Regions from separate parts of the Mus musculus genome. Here region 2 is linked to region 1. A link is a contact called in ENCODE Hi-C data. All regions are on one chromosome and are shown on one strand. Each heading gives the region's core, a stretch centred on a gene start or an enhancer-like site at or near the end of the contact. The rest is flanking DNA. Distances are from core to core; before and after follow the strand shown.

Region 1 (4,240 bases), core at 961-3,460:
GGGGAGGGGGAGATCTGCTATCAGATAGTGTTGGAATTAGGAATGGAAATAAGGCCAGTGTTGGGATGTGAACTTCAGAATCGAGGTCGTTTTAGGGAAAATTTCATTCAGTGTTGAGAAATGTAGTCCAGTACCAAAAATTACATAGTTAAATGCCAAACAAAAATAGGTTTTAAGCTTAAGTCCAAACAGGGAATTCACCTTCAAAGATCTATCCATAGACATATCATAGAAGACAGTAGTTAGATGATGGAGTGGTCCAGCATCCTTGGCCTCTGCTCATCAAATACTTGTAGCACTCAGCCCATCATGTGACCAGTACCACCCTCCATACCCCCGTTCCCCAGCTCTCTACAAAGTCCCCTGGAAGTGACTGCTCCCAGACAGAACCCTTGCCCATCTCTGGACCAGGGTTAGTGGATTGGGGATGGGTTAGAAATGGGTAGGAAGATAATGACTAGAACTTGGTGCTAGGTTGGCCATCCAGTGAGGGCTGTATTAGGAAACAAACTTAATCCCCAGCATCCTGGGTTAGGTATCTGTTAATAACAGATAAGATTTAAGTTAGACTGTGATATTGTTTTCCTAGGGTGGTGTGCCAGCTAGTAGAATCACTTGGGAAGAGAGGGTTAATGAGGAACTCTCTAGTTCAGGTTGATCTGTAGGCATGTCTTGGGGGTAGCTGTCTAGGTTGTTCATTGATGTAGGAGGATCCAGCCCACTGTGGGTAGCACCATTTCCTAGTCTGGGCCCTGAACTGTGTAAGAGTGAAAAAGCTAGCAGGCAAGATAGATAGATACATAGATAGATAGATACATAGATAGATACATATATATAGATACATAAAAAAATAGATACAGAGTGTCTCTTCTCTCTGCTCGTGACTTCGGGTGTGACAGGACAAGCTGCTTGTGTATCTAACTTGACTAAAATGATGGACTGCAGTCTGGATTTGTGAGTCAAATAAACCCTCTCCTCCCTAAGTTGCTTTTTGTGTGAATTTTCTCACAGCCGTAGGAACAAAGCTAAGATAGGTAGTATGTGTGATGGTTAATATCACCTGTCAGTTTGTCTGGGGCATACTTGGACCAACATCAGTCTATGTGTTGCTGTGATGGTCATGTTAAGCTAAGATTAACATGTAGGGCAGCAATCCTTGAGGAAAGCAGATTGAGGAAAGCCTCCAGCTGCCCTCAGACTCCAGCTGCAGCGAATGTCTTCTCTGGCTCTCCAGCCTGTGAACTCCTGACTTCCTGTTCTCATGGGGGGCATGAACTAAATCTCTAAGAGAAAATCAGCCACGACTGAGGCCTCAGCTCTGTGGAAAGGGATGAACTGTTGGAAGCAGTAAGAAGGATTTCCTGGTTGGATACGAGCCTGGAAAAACAATGGTTACATTCCTTGGCCCAGCAGGGTCTGCTGCTGACTGTGGGCTGTTGACTTTCCTTTTTCTTTCTCAATTGGTAATTTCTGGGATTGCTCCATTTAGTGTCTGAAGCATGAACATGACCTCTTCTCTGTCCAGTATTTCCAGCTTCAACTACTAAGTAGCTGGCTTCATGGCTGAAGAAAAGTTACGGTCCAATCCATCCCGACCTCTGCCGTATCAGTACGTGTCCTTCCTATGTGATCTCTGTTATATTCAGTTCTGTCCCTGTCCTCCAGATCCCATGTCATTTTGTTTCTCCTTCTTCCAAAGCTGTCTGAGATTCACTACAATAACCCCTCCCCCAGGATCTGTGGTGAACTGACCCAGATCCACAGATGCCCAAGTTCTGGATACGAAGTGACAGATTATTCATACAGAATGCACACCCCTCTTCTCCATGTTTAAACCACCTGTAGATCACTCCCAACTCCCAATACTGTGTAGATGCTACGTCAGTACTTGCTCCACTGTGCTCTGCAGGAAGCAATGGCAAGCGGCATCTGCTCACGTTTAGAACACACCCAATATTTCTCTCGATTATCTCCTGTCTAGGATTGGTTAACTCAAGGGATTTGAGGTCCAGAGATGCAGAGAGCTAACTAATTGTGTTCGTGACTCAGCCAGCTGAAGTTTGGGAAATGATCTGGAAAACACACAAGGTGTTGTGAAATGAAGAGATGATAGAAATTGTAGGGGGCTTTCCCAGATAGAAAGCTGTGCATACTTTCCCGGGCCCCTCCTTCGGGTTCACTGGCAGGCTGCCTGACTCAACCTCTCTCATTCTTGGCAGCCGCCAGTGTGAGGAAGCCTTCTGCCAGAGCTGGGTCTTAGGTCAGTACTCCCAGGAGCATTCGCTCTGCTTAGCGGTCAAGGGCAGAGCATAGACCAAAGATCCCCTTGACAGAGGCCTGTGGGCTTCCTCTGTCTCCCCCGAAGTCTGTGTTTTCCAAACTTCTGCTCCAGAAATCAGTTTAGTGAGCCTCAGATATAGGGGCAGGGGGAACAAAATCATGTGAGACACTACGGGCTTGCTTTGCATTTGTGTAATGTGTATGGTCTATGTGGTATGTAAGATCTGAGTGTGTGCCTGTGTGCTTTGTGGTGTGTAGTATGTATGTTTTTCATGGGGAGAATGTCTATGGAGTATTTGTAGAGTGGTGTGTGTGTGTGTGTGTGTGTGTATGCATGTGTGTAAGATGGGGTAGAAAGGGGAAACTGAGGGGACCCAGGAAGGAAAAGACCCCTCTGCCTTTAGTGTCTGGTTTGCATTTCTTGTTTCCTGAGTCTGGAGGGCATCAATGCAGCCAACAGGCAGGAAAGTGTGACTATCGCCTGCAGAATATTAGCAGTGCAGCCTTTCCAGGGACTTTAACCAGCAAAGTGCAAACAGCAAGTGACACAAGCTGGCCTGAAGCTGAGGGAGGGGTTGTGGGTCTGACACCTTTGACCTTGTCAGTCTTCCGTCTCAGCCCTATACTTGCTCAGTGGCTTTGTAAATTACCTGGCAATTTTATTTACAGAAGGAAATTAAGTAAAAGATATAAGTAGGACAGCTTATATTTATTACTTAATTTAAAAATTTTGCTTAACTTTTGAACCTGTTTGTCCATGATACCTTTTGGGGCAGTGTAGTTTCAGAAGCCACAAAATGTCGTTAAGATGCTTAGATACCCCTTCCATGCTTAAATCTAAAGCATATGTTATCTATCTCATCTTCTTTGCTTAATAGCCTGACTTTGTTCCAACTGATGCATACTCGAAGTAATTGTTTTGCGTGGCATAAAATACCAACCATAGCTCCATTCTCTAAGAGATACACCTTAGAAATCAGTCAACAGCTCTGTCTCCCAGGGCTGCTGATAGCTGTGTGTGTGGTATATGTTTAGGTTTGTTGTGGTGGTGGTGGTGTGTGTGTGTGTGTGTGAGAGAGTGTTTGTCAGTGTATGGGTGTCAGTGTATACGTGCATGTGTGGTGTGTGCATTAGTGTGAGTTTGTATGGTGTGTATAAGTGTATGTGTGTGAGTGAGTGTGTATGGTATGTGTATGTGTTTGTGTGAGTATGAGTGTGTGTGTGTATATGTGTTAATATGAGTGAGTGTGGATGGTATATGTATGTGTTTGTGTATGTGTGTGAGTATATGTGTTAGTATGTGTGAGTGAGTGTGTGTGGTGTGTGTATGTGAGTGTTTGTGTGTGTATGTGTGTGAGATATGGTGTGTGGTGGTAATTCCTATCCCCAATGCTGTAATAAGAAACAGCTTACTCCAAGGCTAGCGGAACATCAGCTCCAGGACCCTAGCTGCTGTTTTGTACCCTGTTGCAAAACTCTGTACCTAGTTTGGTTTATTTCTTAATGATTTATTTTACTTTTATTAATGTGTCTCTGTGTGTATGTGCACATATGTATAGGTACTCTCAGAGGCCAGAGCGTAGTGTTCGATTTCCTGGAACTATAGCTGAAGGTAGCTGTGAGCTGCCATGTGGGTGCTGGGAACTGAACCCGGGTCCCCTTAAGAGCAGCCAGTGCTCTGTGGAGCCATCTGTCTAGCCTCCTAATTATTATCATTACTATTATTATTTTTACTGTCGTGCCATTGTGTCCTTTTCCTTAGAGAAGGGATGCGGTGTTTGTGCTCCATCACTATGGTGAAATGCCAGTGACAAGCAGCCTATGAGGAGAACAGGTTTATTCAGGTTTAGGATTCTGGAGCCCTGTGGCTTTGGAGCACTGATGAGGGCAACCTGTCATGGCAAGAGGGAGAGGAGACTGGGATCCCACCATCGCCGTTGAGGGTCTCAGTGACCTAAGG
Region 2 (3,907 bases), core at 1,307-3,806, 230 kb before region 1:
GAATAATGCAATACTCTAAAACCACAGCCCAATCTACTTCCTAAACCATTGTAAATTCCTGTATATGGGAGCGACTTGGCTTTTATTGATAGTGTAATACGAGAGGCTATTCTGAATGTCACTGTCTAGCTCAAGGACGTTCTAGGACTGTTGGAACACTGAGGCTTTAGCTATGTCAGAATTCAATCTTAAAAGGCACTTATAATAGGATGATACTGAAAGAGAGCATGTGGATCCATACACTAGATTAACGCGGGAATGGAGAATTAAGAGAACTCCAGACTCCAGGAGGAGAGCTTCCTTGAAACTCTTTTTGCCTCATGAGCAGCTTTTAGGCATCCCTGCCTGACAGGCTGACTCGACTGGAGTGCCGTGGCAAGTTTCAAAATCTCCCCAGCCTGGGGAGCCTCGACAGACAGGTGCTCAGGCCAGAATCTAACAACGTATATGAGCAGCAGGGTGTGCTGGCTCACTCGGAGGCAGAGACAGGTGGATCTCTATGAGATGGAGATCAGTCTGGTCTACAAAGCAAGTTCCAGGGCAACCAGGGCACTGTTACACAGGAAAACCATGTCTTGGAAACAAACAATCAAAAAAATCAGCAACAAGACAAAACAAAACCACCAAAGTATATGATTGCATAGCATTTGGTGGAGTTCCAATTCAAGTAATGCATGTATGGAGGTCTGGTCTTTTTCTTCAATATTCAAACTCATTTTATGTGTATGAGTGGTTTTATTTCCCTATTTATTTATTTATTTCATGTATATAAGTATACCATTGCTCTCTTCAGACACACCAGAAGAGGGCACCAGACTCCATTGTAGATGGTTGTGAGTCACCATGTGGTTGTTGGGAATTAAACTCAGGACCTCTGGAAGAGCAGTTGGTGCTCTTAACCATTGAGCCATCTCTCCAGCCTGTGTATTTTTGTTTTGCCTGAATGCATATATGTGCACCATTTGCATGCTTGATGTCCAGGGAATCCAGAAGAGGAAGGTGGCCCCTGGATCTGGAGTTACAGGTGGATGTGAGCCCCACTCTGGGTCCTCCGGTAGAGCATCTTCCCAGTCCCCCTTGCCCCCCTTTTTAACTGATGGAGAAGTGAAAGCAGACGGCACATTCTGGACAGGCAACGCACTACTACTACACTATATCCCAGATCCTCCAGTAGTTTTGAGACAGGACCTCACTTCAGCTTGATCTTTTGTTTTGTTTTGTTTTGTTTTGTTTTTGTTTTTGTTTTTTTCGAGACAGGGTTTCTCTGTATAGCCCTGGCTGTCCTGGAACTCACTTTGTAGACCAGGCTGGCCTGGAACTCAGAAATCCACCTGCCTCTGCCTCCCAAGTGCTGGGATTAAAGGCGTGCGCCACCACGCCCGGCTCGGTTTGGTCTTGAATTTGCTGTGTAATCCAGTCTGACTGGAAATAGAAATATGCTTGAGACCATGATCATACCCAAGCTGAGACATTTTGGAATGCAGGGATCACAGGCATGTATCACCACACCTGTTTATATGATGCTTGGGATACAAGCCAGAGCCTTATGTATTTAAGGCTAAATAATGTACCAACTGAACTACATTCCCTAGCTCTGGGACAGATACCTAAAGATGTTCCCTTCTGCTGCCCCTCTTGCTTGTTAGTGTGTGTGCATAATCCCATACTCCAAAAAGGAATTTATGCAGTGAATATTTATTGAATACCTAAATCCTAGATTATATACAAGAACTACAGGAGTAACAGGATCCAGGATGTCATTTGTGACAGTTACGTGACACAAAAATCTTTTTGCTTTACTCTATCTAGGTGAAGTGTGTTTTTACCTTCAATGTAGTAGTAACTTGGACTTTGCATCTTTCTTTAACTGCATTTATATTCTGTAGGAAATGTGGTTTTTGAAGTTATGCTGAAAAATCCAGAGGCAGTATCTCTAAAGGAGATAAGTAAAGATTTGCTCCCAAAACAAGCCAAAAATCTATTTGGATAGACGGAAAAAGGAATCAGGCTGAAATAGCTATGTAGCTTTGCTTTGCGGGTACCCTCAGAAAACCAGTACTGACTGGGATCCCTGGACCTGTAACTTCATCTTCTGAGGTCTTGGTTTTTGAACGTCTTGGAGTGCGTTCTCGACTCTCGGCAGCTGGTGAACAATGCTCAACTGCTGATATGCAAGAGGACCTTGCGTAATAGGCTTGGGTTCCCCGTACCGGTGCTCTCACCGATGCTGAGGCGCTTGAGTTTACACTACTACCGCAAACCGCAGCAGGAGAGGTCCGGACCTCAGCTCCAGGACGCAGGTAGAGCACCGCGCCAGCCCCGCCCTCAGGAATCAAGCCCCGCCCTCTATCTAATCGGTCGCACTATGATTGGTCTCCGCAGAGCGCACGGGTCCAGCCCCGTTCCGCCTCTGAGGTCCCGGTCCCGCCTCCAGGGGTTATGCCCCGCCCACGCAGGCCACTTGCTGCAATCCCATTGGTTCCTGCGGTGCGCACGGCGCCTCGCCCCCGCCCCACCGGCGCCCTGGCCTCCCGCCCGCCGCCGGCCCCCGGCTCCCGGACTGAGGTTGATCGGGCCGCTGCTTCCCGGACAGACGCGCGCCCTCGACGTCCCTGCTCCTGCCTGGGCTCGGTGTAGACTTCGCAGGTAGCCGGGTGAGTGCGGTTGGCAGGTCTCGGGTTTCTGTGATCTGCCGATCGAACGCAGGGCGCCGGCCCGGCGCGGCCTGAGGTTCTGTGGCGCCGCCCGTGTCGGTGCCAAGGAGCGCGCGGGCGACCGGCGGGGCCCGGCCTGCGCCCGCGTCCTCTCGGCGCCCCGTGGCCCTGACGCCGCCGTGACCCGCGCTCAGCCGAGGCAGGCCGCTCCGCCGCGCATCTCGTCCTGAGTCTGGGGAGGTCCCCAAGGCGATCGGTAGGGGATGGAGGTCCTGTGGGGCACCGCCGCAGCCGCCACCGAGGCCCCACGAGCGTCTGGGGACGAGCGACCCTCCCGTTTGCTCGGAGCCGTTGCCAGGAACTGTCCTTGTATCCTTGACTTTCCCCTCCATCCTGCAAGCGCTGGGGGGAGAGGGAGGAGAGGGAGGAGAGGGAGGAGAGGGAGGGAAGTCTTTGGGAATTCATCCTAAGTGGCGAGTGGCCTTTTCAGAGAAGTAGCAGAGCAGTGGTCGTTGTAGGCTAGGCCATTTTGGTCTTTAGCCAGTAAGTTGGTTTTCACCACTGGAAGGTACTTGAGCCTGAGAGGTGGGTAGATACGTGACCTTTCCGACCGTAGCAGCAGAGGGCTGGGCTCGCTCTTCCACCTTGCTGCTGCGATGGGAGGAGGGGCGTGGGAATTCAAACCTCTCGCTGGAGTAGATATGCTCACCCTCAACAACATCCACCCCCCTACCCCCCCGTGCATCCTTCGCGCTCCAACTCTTCACCCTATTTGTACCACAAATCCCATTTCTAGATAATTCCAGGGGCGCTTATTCCCAGGCTTCTCATCCTCCTTTCTCGTTTGTCTTTTCTACCTGTGTGCGGCTTCCAAAAACCAGAGCCAAGCAATTTAAACACTTAAACGAGCATAGTGTTCAAAGACTTCCTGATCCTAAAAATGAAACCCAGAGGTTAATTTGCATAGCGATGCTTCAAGAAAAGCAGGTTTAATCGGAACGGGGTGAGGATGTAGTTTTTTCCTCTTCAGGAGACACACCCTTTGATCCTCCCCATTCTTCCTCTATCAGCTAGACAGCAGCCTTCAACGCTATTGCGTTGTTTGGTTTTGGTTTTGGTTTTCTAAATTCACTACTGGGGTCAATTGATTAAAGAATCAATCTTGCTTAGTCCTTATGTGTCTTTTAATGTAATAAACATTGAAGAAGATTATCAAGTAAAGTTTTCAGACAATACAGAAACAGCAAATAAAA

Evidence for each region. Hi-C counts contacts between places; a loop is a spot of excess contacts on that map.
Region 2: a loop to region 1 is called in a map of CH12.LX, with 2.8 times the contacts of the local background. The contact joins the promoter of Tmem50b here to the enhancer-like site in region 1. A Hi-C loop is called at or near these places in 7 of 37 maps with a recorded cell type or tissue (CH12.LX, Patski, T-helper 1 cell and 3 more).

Annotation. Positions count from the first base shown.
Region 1 is chr16:91,360,752-91,364,991 of GRCm38, reverse strand. No RefSeq gene overlaps it. Among named protein-coding and RNA genes, the nearest start is that of Ifnar2, 9.9 kb to the left of the region's middle. Within about 2 kb of position 2,210, at least 2 of the 3 ENCODE cell types and tissues checked have a DNase peak (open chromatin) inside an H3K27ac peak, as active enhancers do.
Region 2 is chr16:91,596,329-91,600,235 of GRCm38, reverse strand. Tmem50b (transmembrane protein 50B) reads left to right here and starts at 2,556. Exons shown (of 7, transcript NM_030018.3): 1 at 2,556-2,654.